2 separate regions of the Homo sapiens genome follow, and region 1 is linked to region 2. A link is a loop called in an ENCODE intact Hi-C map of the cell type or tissue named here. Cell type or tissue: ascending aorta. All regions are shown on one strand. Links, peaks and the distances in the headings refer to the core of each region. The heading gives the core; the rest is flanking DNA. Region 1 has its middle 31 kb from the start of JPH3. Region 2 overlaps ZCCHC14 (zinc finger CCHC-type containing 14).

Region 1 (5,372 bases), core at 77-5,076, 150 kb before region 2:
AAAAAAAAGCAGTGGCTGAGCAAAAAAAAAAAATTTAAAGCATTCGTCCATCCCCAAGGGTGCATCTCCCAGCTGGTAGTGTTCAACCCAACAGATCAACCTCCTTCTTTTTTTTTTTTTGAGATGGAGTCTCGCTCTGTCACCCAGGCTGGAGTGCAGTGGCGCTATCTCGGCTCACTGCAAGCTCCGCCTCCCGGGTTCACGACATTCTCCTGCCTCAGCCTCCCAAGTAGCTGGGACTACAGGCGCCCGCCACCACGCCCGGCTAATTTTTTATATTTTTAGTAGAGACGGGGTCAACCTCCTTCTTTACAGCAAATAACTTTACATGTCCATTGCTATCCTGAAATGAAATGCATGGAAACCTACAAAACACCTTCTTCAACTCCACATAATGCCCCAACTGTAATACGCAGCTGATGAGAAAGGAACAAACATAAATATAAAATAATGGGGTTTCCATGCCTCCCCGGGGAAGAGAGAACAGGGCTGTCATCTGCTTGCCACGGTGGCCCACAGTGGGCATGACAGCAAACGGCGGCACCCAGCCCCAGTGCAGCACCTGGAGCACTCACCTACCTTACCCCACTTGGCCACTGGGGATGTGGTTTTCCAAAGTGTGAAAAGCTCTGTTCTGAATCAAAGTTCTGAACACAATGCAATCTCCCCTCCATCGGCAAAATCCTTGCATTCCTGGTAACAGATGGAGTAAAACTGTGCAGTGCATGTTTGTGTGTACAATGAAGTTTGGTCCTAGATACACATGGTTCTGGACAGCTTTCTCACCTGAGTGAACATCCTAGAGGCAGGACCTGGCTGAAGGTCAGGGGGCAGGTGCGCCAGAGACTGCAGAGAACCAGGTGGGCCAGCTTCTCAGGGGCATCTTCCTGGGGAGGGGAGTGTGGGTGGGAACCAGAAGCGTTGGGCAGACCCCAGCCCAGGCAGCAGGGCCATGCCAGGGGGCTACACCTGTAACAGGAGCGAGGGCAGAGCTCTGGAACAGGACTTCGGGTTAAGTCCCAGCTCCAGCACCTGCACCTGTGGGACCTCAGAGAGACACTCAGCCTCTCTGAGCTTGTTTCCTTATTCGAAAAGCATAGCTTCCAAGAATCTCATTTCCAGGCCTCCCTGTGAAGTTTGCATGTGCTCTTGCCTGTGCCTTACTTACAGGCCGTGCGCTGTCCATGAGCCCCAGTGGGGTTGTGGTTATTGCTCGTAGGAGGCCGTGGGCAAGGCCAGAAGCCTGGAGGCCCTGTGAGGATCACGGCCTCATGAATCAGGTAGGAAGCTGCTGGAGAGAGAGATCTCAGAGTGTAAGGTGCACAAATATAGAACTGAAGGCATCGGCCGGGTGCGGTGGCTCACGCTTATAATCCCAACACTTTGGGAGGCTGAGGCAGGCGGATCACTTGAGGTTAGGAGTTCAAAACCAGACTGGCCAACATGGTGAAACCCCCGTCTCTACTAAAAATACAAAAATTAGCCAGGCGTGGTGGCAGGCGCCTGTAATCCCAGCTACTCGAGAGGCTGAGGCAGGAGAATTGCTTGAACCCGGAAGGCGGAGGCTGCAGGGAGCCGAGCCTGTCCTGCACTCTGTCACTGCACTGCAGCCTGGGTGATGGAGTGATACTCCATCCCAAAAAAGGAAAAGAACTGAGGGCATTAAAATGGCCTTTCCTGTCATGGGTCTTTCCTGGCCCAGCACAGCCCCACGGTGGCTCTCAGCCAAAAAATGACCTGGATCCGGGCTTTCCAGGACGTCCCCTGGCTCCTGCCTCATTCGTCTTCCCTCTGCTGGGGCTGCTCTGCTTGTCACCTCTGGTTAGATTTTTAAAATCCTGCCCACTCCCCACCACGAGGCCCCCAGGGTGGAACAGGCCTCACCAAGCGGCCAGCTGTCCTGTGGTTCACAAAGCAGCTTAAAACTCCAGTAATAGATGGCCTCGTCCAGGCCCGAGAATGTGACTCAGAAGAAAAATGAAGCTGGGTGTGAATGGCATTCAAGTGAGGGAAAGGCGGCCCGTCACCCAGCACTGTTCCCAGCAGCCTTGCCTCTGTCACTGGGCAGGAGTCACCCTCATGTAATGACGGTGCTCACCTTTCCCACCCTGCCTCCCCAGCCTCCAGGTGAAGCCATCCCAGGAGCTTGAGCACCTTGTGCTATATTGTCACCACCCTCCCGAGGGCGCCATAGAGGCCACACCAGACTATGCTGGCAGGACACGGCCACCACAGCCGGCATTTAATAAACGAGCTTTGGGCTGCCTCTGTGGCTGCAGCTTCTGACTGTAAGATTTCAATCTTCTTGATTGAATAAGTAAATGAATGAATTCATTCATTCGATAAATATTTGTTAAACTCCTGGTAAGTGTCAGTCCGTGAGCTCAAAGCTGAGCAAATAAAGGAGGGAAGGAGAACCAGTCTCCGTGCTTGGAGCCAACCCTCATGCCGATCACAATGAAGACGTCTGGCATTTTCCAGCAGCTGTTCCTTCTCCCTCCCCACCGCTGGGAGGCCCAAGGGCTCCGTGGACACAGGGCAGTCTCCGGCCAGGGTGGCTGGCCTCCACCACCAGGCATTCCTGGGCTCTGGAATAGAGACTCACATGGCCTCGGGGACAGCCACCACCCGGCAAATGAGCCTGCAGGATTTTTACCCAAAAAGAGCTGGTTGCTTTGCGGTTCATCGCAGCTTCCCCAGGGAGCTCAGGGCAGGGAGAGCCCTGAGCATCACTAGGTGTACCCTGTGCCCCGCTGATGGGCATGCAGAGACCCAGGATGGGGAGGGACTTGCCCAAGGTCACTCGGGAGTGAGGGGAAGGCTCTGGAACTCCCAGGCCTTGTCAGAACAAGGAATGCAGGGCTCGGGCCAGAAGGTCAGTGGGAAGCCCTGGGAGCTGCCTTTGAGGGTCTCCCATTTGGGCAGGAGACTGTGCTGGCGTGTCCACGGGGCCTGTCCTGCCCCCAGCATCCAGTGTTTGGCACCAAGCTCCGTCCCTGCTGCTGGCTGTGAGGCTGTGTGGCCTCCTCTGTGTGTTTATCTAAGGGGTGTTGCCCCTAGGAGCTTCTGTGTTCTCACGGGCAGGACCCAGAACCCCCTCCTCTTGTTCTGGGGAATTTCTCCACTCCAAAGGGAACTCTCTGGATTACAAGACACTAAAGACAAAGGGCCGTCTGAGGCCCCTTCTCCAACTGGCTGGAGTGGGCTTTGGGCACACATGGCCTTGGAACAGCCCATTGGGCGGCCTCTGTGAAATTCCCTAGAAATGATGAGACTTCCCTGCGCCCAGTCCCCACCCCGCACGGGGAGTTCACACCAATTGTTCTTCCCCGGGGACTCCTGCCAACCAGGGAACGTGACAGTTCACAGTGAGGGGCCCGAGGCTGTGGGCAGCAGGTCCCGCTGGGGACTCTGGGCAGGATGCCACCTTCAGATGCTGCCGTGGCCACAGCATTCGTGCCAGACCAGCAAGGGTGTCCTGGACACTGCCCAGATGCTGACCCCGTCATCAAAGCAGACACTGGACACTGCCCAGGTGCCGACCCCACCATCGAAGCAGACACTACCTTGTCCCCTCCCGCCCCCCAGCAAGAAGACGCCAAGCCCTGAGAGATTTGCCTGTGCTCAGCACTGTGTGGAGGAGCGGCATGTTTTCGTGGGCACAGAGACAGCTCTGGTGAGGATGTAAAATAGCGCAACTGCCACGGAAAGCAGTCTGGCAGTTCCTCAAACAGTTTAACCTAGAGTTATCACATTTTGTGCTCCCCGCCACACTGGATATCTACCCAAGGAAATGGAAAACATCTGTCCATATAAAAGCTTGCACGTGAATGTTCACAGAAGCCATGTTCACAATAGCCAAAAGGTGGAAGCAACCCAAATGCCCATCAAATGATAAATGGTTAAACAAAACATGGTCTATCCATGTGATGGAATATTACTCAGCCATGAAAAGGAACGGATCCTGACACATGCTACAATGTGCATGAACCTTGAAAATATGATGCTGGGTAAAAGAAGCCAAACCAAAGACAAATATTGCATGATTCAACTTGTATGAAATGCCCGAATCATAGACACAGAAAACCCGAGTGCTGAGGGATGGAAGGATTGGGGATTGACAGGTAGGGGTTCAGGAGTGATGAAAATGTTCCAAAACTGACTGTGGTGATGGCTGCACAACCCCATGAATCCACGAACTGCTCTTTAAAAAAACTTTAAATGGATGAATTGTATGGTATGTGAATTGTATTTCAATAAAACAGTTAAAAACAAAAGTTAATGGAAGGCAAGAATGTAGAACAACTGGAACTCTCCGATACAACTAGAGGGTCTTTACTTGCAGGACTTCGTAGAACTGGCAACATCTATGAAAGCTGACCACACACAGCCCATGACTTCAGGTCTCACTCCCAGGACTCAACAGATGTGAGTGCATTTGTCCACCAAGAGGCATATGCAAGAATATTCACAGCAGCATGAATGGTGTCAGCCCTAACCTGGGAGCAACCCACACAAATGAATACACTGATTTGCTCTATTTGTACCATGGAATATCAGGGAATACTATGCAGCAACGAACATGAATGAGCTAAAACAGCATACAACAGCGTGCATGACTTGCACAAACGTGGCAATGGGTGAAAGAAGCCAGGCACACAGAAAGCACATGCTGTCTAATTTCACTTATGGAAATCTCAGAGATAAATCTCTTTTTTTTTTTTTTTTTTGAGACAGAGTCTCACTCTGTCACCCAGGCTGGAGTGCAGTGGTGCAATCTCGGCTCACTGCAAGCTCCGCCTCCCGGGTTCACGCCATTCTCCTGCCTCAGCCTCCAGAGTAGCTGGGACTACAGGCGCCCACGACCACGCCCGGCAAATTTTTTGTATTTTTAGTAGAGACGGGGTTTCACCGTGTTAGCCAGGATGGTCTCGATCTCCTGACCTCGTGATCTGCCCGCCTCGGCCTCCCAAAGTGCTGGGATTACAGGCGTGAGCCACTGTGCCCAGCCTTTTTTTTTCTTTTTTTTTTTTTTTAAGATGAAGTTTTGCTCTGTCGCCAAGGCTGGAGTGCAGAGGCTTAATCTCGGCTCACTGCAACCTCCACCTCCCAGGTTCAAGCAATTCTCTTGCCTCAGCCTCCCAAGTAGCTGGAATTACAGGGACATACAACCACACTCAGCTAATTTTTGTATTTTTGGTAGAGACAGGGTTTCACGATGTTGGCCAGGCTGGTCTCCAACTCCTGACCTCAAGTGATCCATCCACCTCGGCCTCCCAAAGTGTTGGGATTACAAGTGTGAGCAGCTGAGCCCGGCCTAATCTCAGAGATAAAGCTGATTAATGGTCAGATTACTGGTTACTGTCAGGGAG
Region 2 (5,372 bases), core at 171-5,170:
CCTCTAATACACATTTCTCTTGATTAAAAGTTAAATTTTTTTCTTTCAATTCGTCAGCAGGAATGCCATTTTAATGTTGATAAGACCACTTGTTTGCCTTTTAGGTACCTGGCCTCATTACCTTCTCACGTGTTGAAAAATGACCATGTCAGGAGGTTTCTCAGCACTTCCTCTCCCCCACAGCAGCTTCAGAGTCCAAGTGAGTTTGTAAAATATGGTTAAATATAAATTAAAAAAAAAAAAAACAGCTGGGCGCAGTGGCTCATGCTTGTAATCCCAGCACTTTGGGAGGCTGAGGCGGGCGGATCACCTGAGGTTGGGAGTTCAAGACCAGCCTGACCAACATGGAAAAACCCTGTCTCTACTAAAAATACAAAATTAGGCTGGGCGCAGTGGCTCACGCCTATAATCCCAATACTTTGGGAGGCTGAGGCGGGTGGATCACGAGGTCAGGAGTTCAAGACCAGCCCGGCCAATATGGTGAAACCCCGTGTCTACTAAAAATACAAAAAAATTAGCCAGGCGTGGTGATGCATGCCTGCAGTCCCCGCTACTTGGGAGGCTGAGGCAGAAGAATCACTTGAACCCGGGAGGCGGTGGTTGCAGTGAGCCGAGATTGCACCACTGCACTCCAGCATGGTTGACAGAGCAAGTCTCCATCTCCAAAATAAAATAAAAATACAAAATTAGCCGGGCGTGGTGGCAGGCTCCTGTAATCCCAGCTACTCAGTAGGCTGAGGCAGGAGAATCACTTGAACCCGGGAGGCGGTGGTTGCAGTGAGCCGAGATTGCCCCACTGCACTCCAGCATGGTTGACAGAGCAAGACTCCATCTCCAAAATAAAATAAAAATATAAAATTAGCCGGGCGTGGTGGCAGTCGCCTGTAGTCCCAGCTACTCGGGAGGCTGAGGCAGGAGAATCACTTGAACCCGGGAGGCAGAGGTTGCAGTGAGCCGAGATCGCACCATTGCTCTCCAGCCTGGGCAACAAGAGCAAAACACCGTCTCAAAAAATAATAAAATAAAACAAATATTTTCATTGTCTGTAAATTTTTATGGTATTTATTTTTAAATTTATAGGTCCTGGCAATCCCTCCCTTTCTAAAGTAGGTACCGTGATGGGCGTGTCTGGAAGGTGAGAAATCTTCTATGTAACCAGCACAGTTCAGATAAGCATTTTACAATGTTTACTTTGAGTTCTGTGTAAAGTTGTTCCAAGAATTAAGTCATGCTCAAGTTGAGTCTTGGATGATATTGAGAAGAATTGAGTAGAGATGATTGAATTTACGATTTCCAAAAAAAGAGTTCTCTAAGCCACTGGAATCAGAATTCCCAGGGACTCCTCCCCAGTGCAAGGTCCTGGGCCCCATCATAGACGTAGAAAGTCAGAATTTCCGAGAATCTGGCTGTGAGAAACCTGCTCCCAGAAGCATAGGGTCGTGCTCCTGAGGAGCGTCCTCTGTCCGCACGGGCCCTGGGTAGCTGCAGTCGTATGCCGGCAACACAGAGGCTCCCATCTTTGCTGACAGTGAGGTGGGCTGTCACAGATCAGTGCACACGCACCCCCATAGGGAGTCTCGTGGAGATGTTGTCTGGGCGCGAGGTTTCGAGGCGTAGACTGGCATCCTCCTGGTGTCGGGGTAGGGTAAGCGCCCAGTCAGCAGGTGTGACTTTGCAGTTAAGGAGCAAGGCCAGAGTGGAGTGCCGGTCACACCTTCCAGCCTTCTGCGTTTTACTTTTCTAGAAAAATTGTATTTGAACATTAAAGATTTAATAGTCTATTTTGATGTATGATTTATCAGTGTCATTCTGTGACTTAGAAGTAACAGAAATACCTATCGGAGTAGCATGTTTTTAAAAAATACAAGTAACAGAAACTTGGCAGCTAAAGCAGAAGTCTGGTGGGGACAGAGACGTACACATACATAATACACATACGTACACACAAGTAGACGCATACTCCGAAGCACGGGCAGAGGCATGTGTGTGTATATGCACAGCCGCCTGTATGCACACGTGTGCACAGACATGCATTACAGAAATCTTAGCTGCAGAAAGGTGGTTGGGGAGGGAGGGCAGTCATAGCACAGCAGTGTTGGCAGTTCAGGGTGGCCTGTGACAACAGGGCCGGCCAAGAGGCAGAGGCTGGCACAGAAAGGCCTGGAAGTGAGGTCTGTGGTGGAGTCTGTGGTTGTGGAAGCCACAGTCTCTCTGTGTCCCTCCTGCCCCTGTCCCACAGGCCTGTGTGTGGAGTGGCTGGTATCCCGTCCTCGCAGAGCGGAGCCCAGCACCACGGGCAGCACCCGGCCGGCTCCGCCGCCCCCTTGCCTCACTGCTCCCATGCGGGCAGCGCGGGCTCAGCCCTGGCCTACCGGACCCAGATGGACACATCACCTGCCATCCTCATGCCTTCCAGTCTGCAGACCCCTCAGACCCAGGAGCAGAATGGGATTCTAGACTGGCTTAGGAAACTGCGTTTGCACAAGTATTACCCCGTCTTTAAGCAGCTCTCCATGGAGAAGGTATGTCGGTTTTCTGGCTGGCCGTACAGAATTGCTAGATTGTTTACTCAAGACCTCCCTGGGGGCATTGAGTTTCCAAACCAACACAAGGTGGATGAAGTACGGAGGCCGAGGCGCAGCGCCTGTTCTTAAGGGAGACGGTGGGCTTTGCGGAGGCCGCCTGCAGCTGCAGCCAGCCACAAACAGGACATGTTGTAAACAAACAGCTTGTCTAGGGGCTTCAAGACCTTCACAAACTAGATGCTCTGCGTGACGGGAGGGACAGTCCGTCCCCAGAGCCCTGCTGTGGACAGAAATCCTGAGCTCTGGCACGGTGCCCCTTTTAGACATTTCTCGGCGTAGCTGGCGCAGACACTGCGGCGGGCCAGATCTAGAGGAATGGGTGCATTTTACATCTTCCAAGCAGTCGTACCTAGAGAATTCTTATGAGGAACATTTTTTCACTGTTAAAAAAATTCAGAAATTTCTTAAGTCTTGATGTCAGTGATAAAACTAGATTAAACCCATACAAGGTATTTGAGCTCTGGACTCCCTCTGCTGGGCAAACCGGCTTGGTGGCTTTTATCTATGTAAAAATTTCATTTCTCGAAAAATCTACAATTGAACCTAGAAATCAAGCTTTTACTACATAGTTAAATCCAAATTGTAAGTATATTTGTAATACCCTTTGTTTAGGATTTGTGAATGTTTTTTTCTTTTTTTGAGATGGAGAGTCTTGCACTGCCACCTGGGCTGGAGTGCAATGGTATGGTCTCGGCTCCCTGCAACCTCTGCCTCCCGGGTTCAAGCGATTCTCCTGCCTCAGCCTCCTGAATAGCTGGGATTACAGGTGCCCACCAGCATACCTGGCTAATATTTTGTATTTTTAGTAGAATCAGGGTTTCCCTATGTTGGCCAGGCTAGTCTCGAACTCCTGACTCATGATCTGCCCACCTCGGTCTCCCAAAGTGCTGGGATTACAGGCATGAGCCACCGCGCCTGGCCAAGGATTTGTGAATCTTAAAAAGCAGAGATTTTACTAACCTTGTTCATAATTAGTTTTAAATGTTTTATTCTTACGTTTGCATTGAGATGGCCTAAATCACAAATCATGTTAGGAAATAACATGAAAATTAGAGGCTGGTGTGTTTGCGTAGCACCAGCCTACACAATGGAGTAGCCACACAACCATTCAGCGTGGATGGCATCTGCTTTTCTGCATCACTTGCTACCTGACAAAGTTGCTGTCATCCCTGGCCAGGTGCGGTGGCTCACGCCTGTAATCCCAGCACTTTGGGAGGCCGAGGCAGGTGGATCATCTGAGGTCAGGAGTTGAAGACCAGCCTGGCCAAGATGGTGAAACCCCGTCTCTACTAAAAATACAAAAATTAGCTGGGCATGGTGGTGGGTGCCTGTAATCCCAGCTACTCGGGAGGCTGAGGCAGAGAATTACTTGAACCCGGGAGGTGGAGGTTGCAGTGAGCCGAGATCGCACCACTGCACTCCAGCCTAGGTGACAGAGTGAAACTCCGTCTCAAAAAACAAAAAAACAAACAAACAAAAACAAAATAAGAGCGAGATTTTTGTCTCAAAAAAAGGAAGAAAAAGACGACCATCCCGCAGAGGGTGATGAGTTCTGAAGGGATGGCACTGTGATGGGGCCGTCCTGGGGAGGGTGGGGGTGGCACGCTATCATAACTTGCATCTCCACGGTGATTCAAACTGTGACTTATGCAAGACGTTTTCTTTAGTCACCTGCCCCAAAGCATGTACCTGCTGGTATTTACTCACAGAGCAGAGGGCAAGTGGGCACCTTTGGCAGAGCCGCCAGCCTGTGAGGTGGTGCACCCATCCACACAGCCTGCACAGAAGGTGCCCTGGAGGAGCCGGGGACACTCTTGCTCAGAACTGCGTCTCGGAGTTGAACCGTTGACACCAAGTCATTTAGCAAGTAAAGGGTCTAGGATTTCCCAGCTTGTAATTGCTGAGTTCAGCTGGATCTGTTTGCATATCCCAGAGGCAGAATAAATGTACTGAATTCAACTCCAAGTTCTTTGTTCTCAGAGTCCTACTTATGTCTCCGTAACTTTGTAATTTGTTTTTTCTGTGAAAGTTTTTGAGCCTTACTGAAGAAGATCTGAATAAATTTGAGTCTCTTACCATGGGGGCAAAGAAGAAGCTCAAGACCCAGCTGGAGCTGGAAAAGTGAGTGTGAAGTGGGTTTTGAAACCTGTGTTTATTTCCATTTCTCGTGTGCCGAATGGAGTGCTGAGGCTTCCAGTGCTAAATACTAGTGATTGGATTAGTTCCTGTTGCTTATCCAGTCCTTAGCCATGCTTTTATTTATTTTTATTTATTTATTTTTTGAGACGGATTATTTTTATTTATTTATTTTTTGAGACGGAGTCTCGCTCTGTCGTGCCCAGGCTGGAGTGCAGTGGTGCAATCTCGGCTCACTGCAACCTCTGCCTCTCAGGTTCAAGCGATTCTCCTGCCTCAGTCTCCCAAGTACCTGGGATTACAGGCACCCGCCACCACGCCTGGCTAATTTTTTGTATTTTTAGAAGAGACCGGGTTTTACCATATTGGCCAAGCTGATCTCAAACTCTGGACCTCAGGCGATCTGCCCGCCTGGGCCTCCCAAAGTGCTGGGATTACAGGCCTGAGCCACCGCGCCTGGCCTAGTCATGCTTTTAAAGTTCTACAAATGTGTCTTAGGTTTGACAGGAAAGGACCTTTATAGTAAATTTGACCAATCAGAATGAGTTCCTTGCCTTAATGCTCTGGGGGGAATTTCCCTGTGGTGTGGAGTAGACCCATCTCGAAGTCGCCCTGTATCAAAGCCGCCCTGTGGTGTGGAGTAGACCCGTC

What was found. A loop is a pair of places that touch in the nucleus more often than their neighbours do. Peaks named below come from ENCODE experiments on the same cell type or tissue, not always from the same donor. Only the 100,000 strongest peaks of a DNase experiment are listed, where the experiment ranks them.
Region 1: it touches region 2 in a loop (8-fold over the local background); 23 of 110 quality-filtered maps call a loop at or near these places.

The regions. Positions count from the first base shown.
Region 1 is chr16:87,568,361-87,573,732 of GRCh38, reverse strand. No RefSeq gene overlaps it. Among named protein-coding and RNA genes, the nearest start is that of JPH3, 31 kb to the left of the region's middle. RefSeq lists an enhancer at 1,398-2,316 and a silencer at 2,136-2,430. In ascending aorta, for the core only: CTCF peaks have their summits at 2,285 and 2,491; DNase peaks (open chromatin) are centred at 1,942 and 2,532; H3K27ac peaks cover 3,862 bases.
Region 2 is chr16:87,414,610-87,419,981 of GRCh38, reverse strand. It overlaps ZCCHC14 (zinc finger CCHC-type containing 14), which reads left to right. Exons shown (of 13, transcript NM_015144.3): 6 at 105-199; 7 at 1,081-1,135; 8 at 2,240-2,522; 9 at 4,615-4,706. Among named protein-coding and RNA genes, the nearest start is that of MAP1LC3B, 25 kb to the right of the region's middle. In ascending aorta, for the core only: a CTCF peak has its summit at 3,065 (motif pointing left); a DNase peak (open chromatin) is centred at 3,046.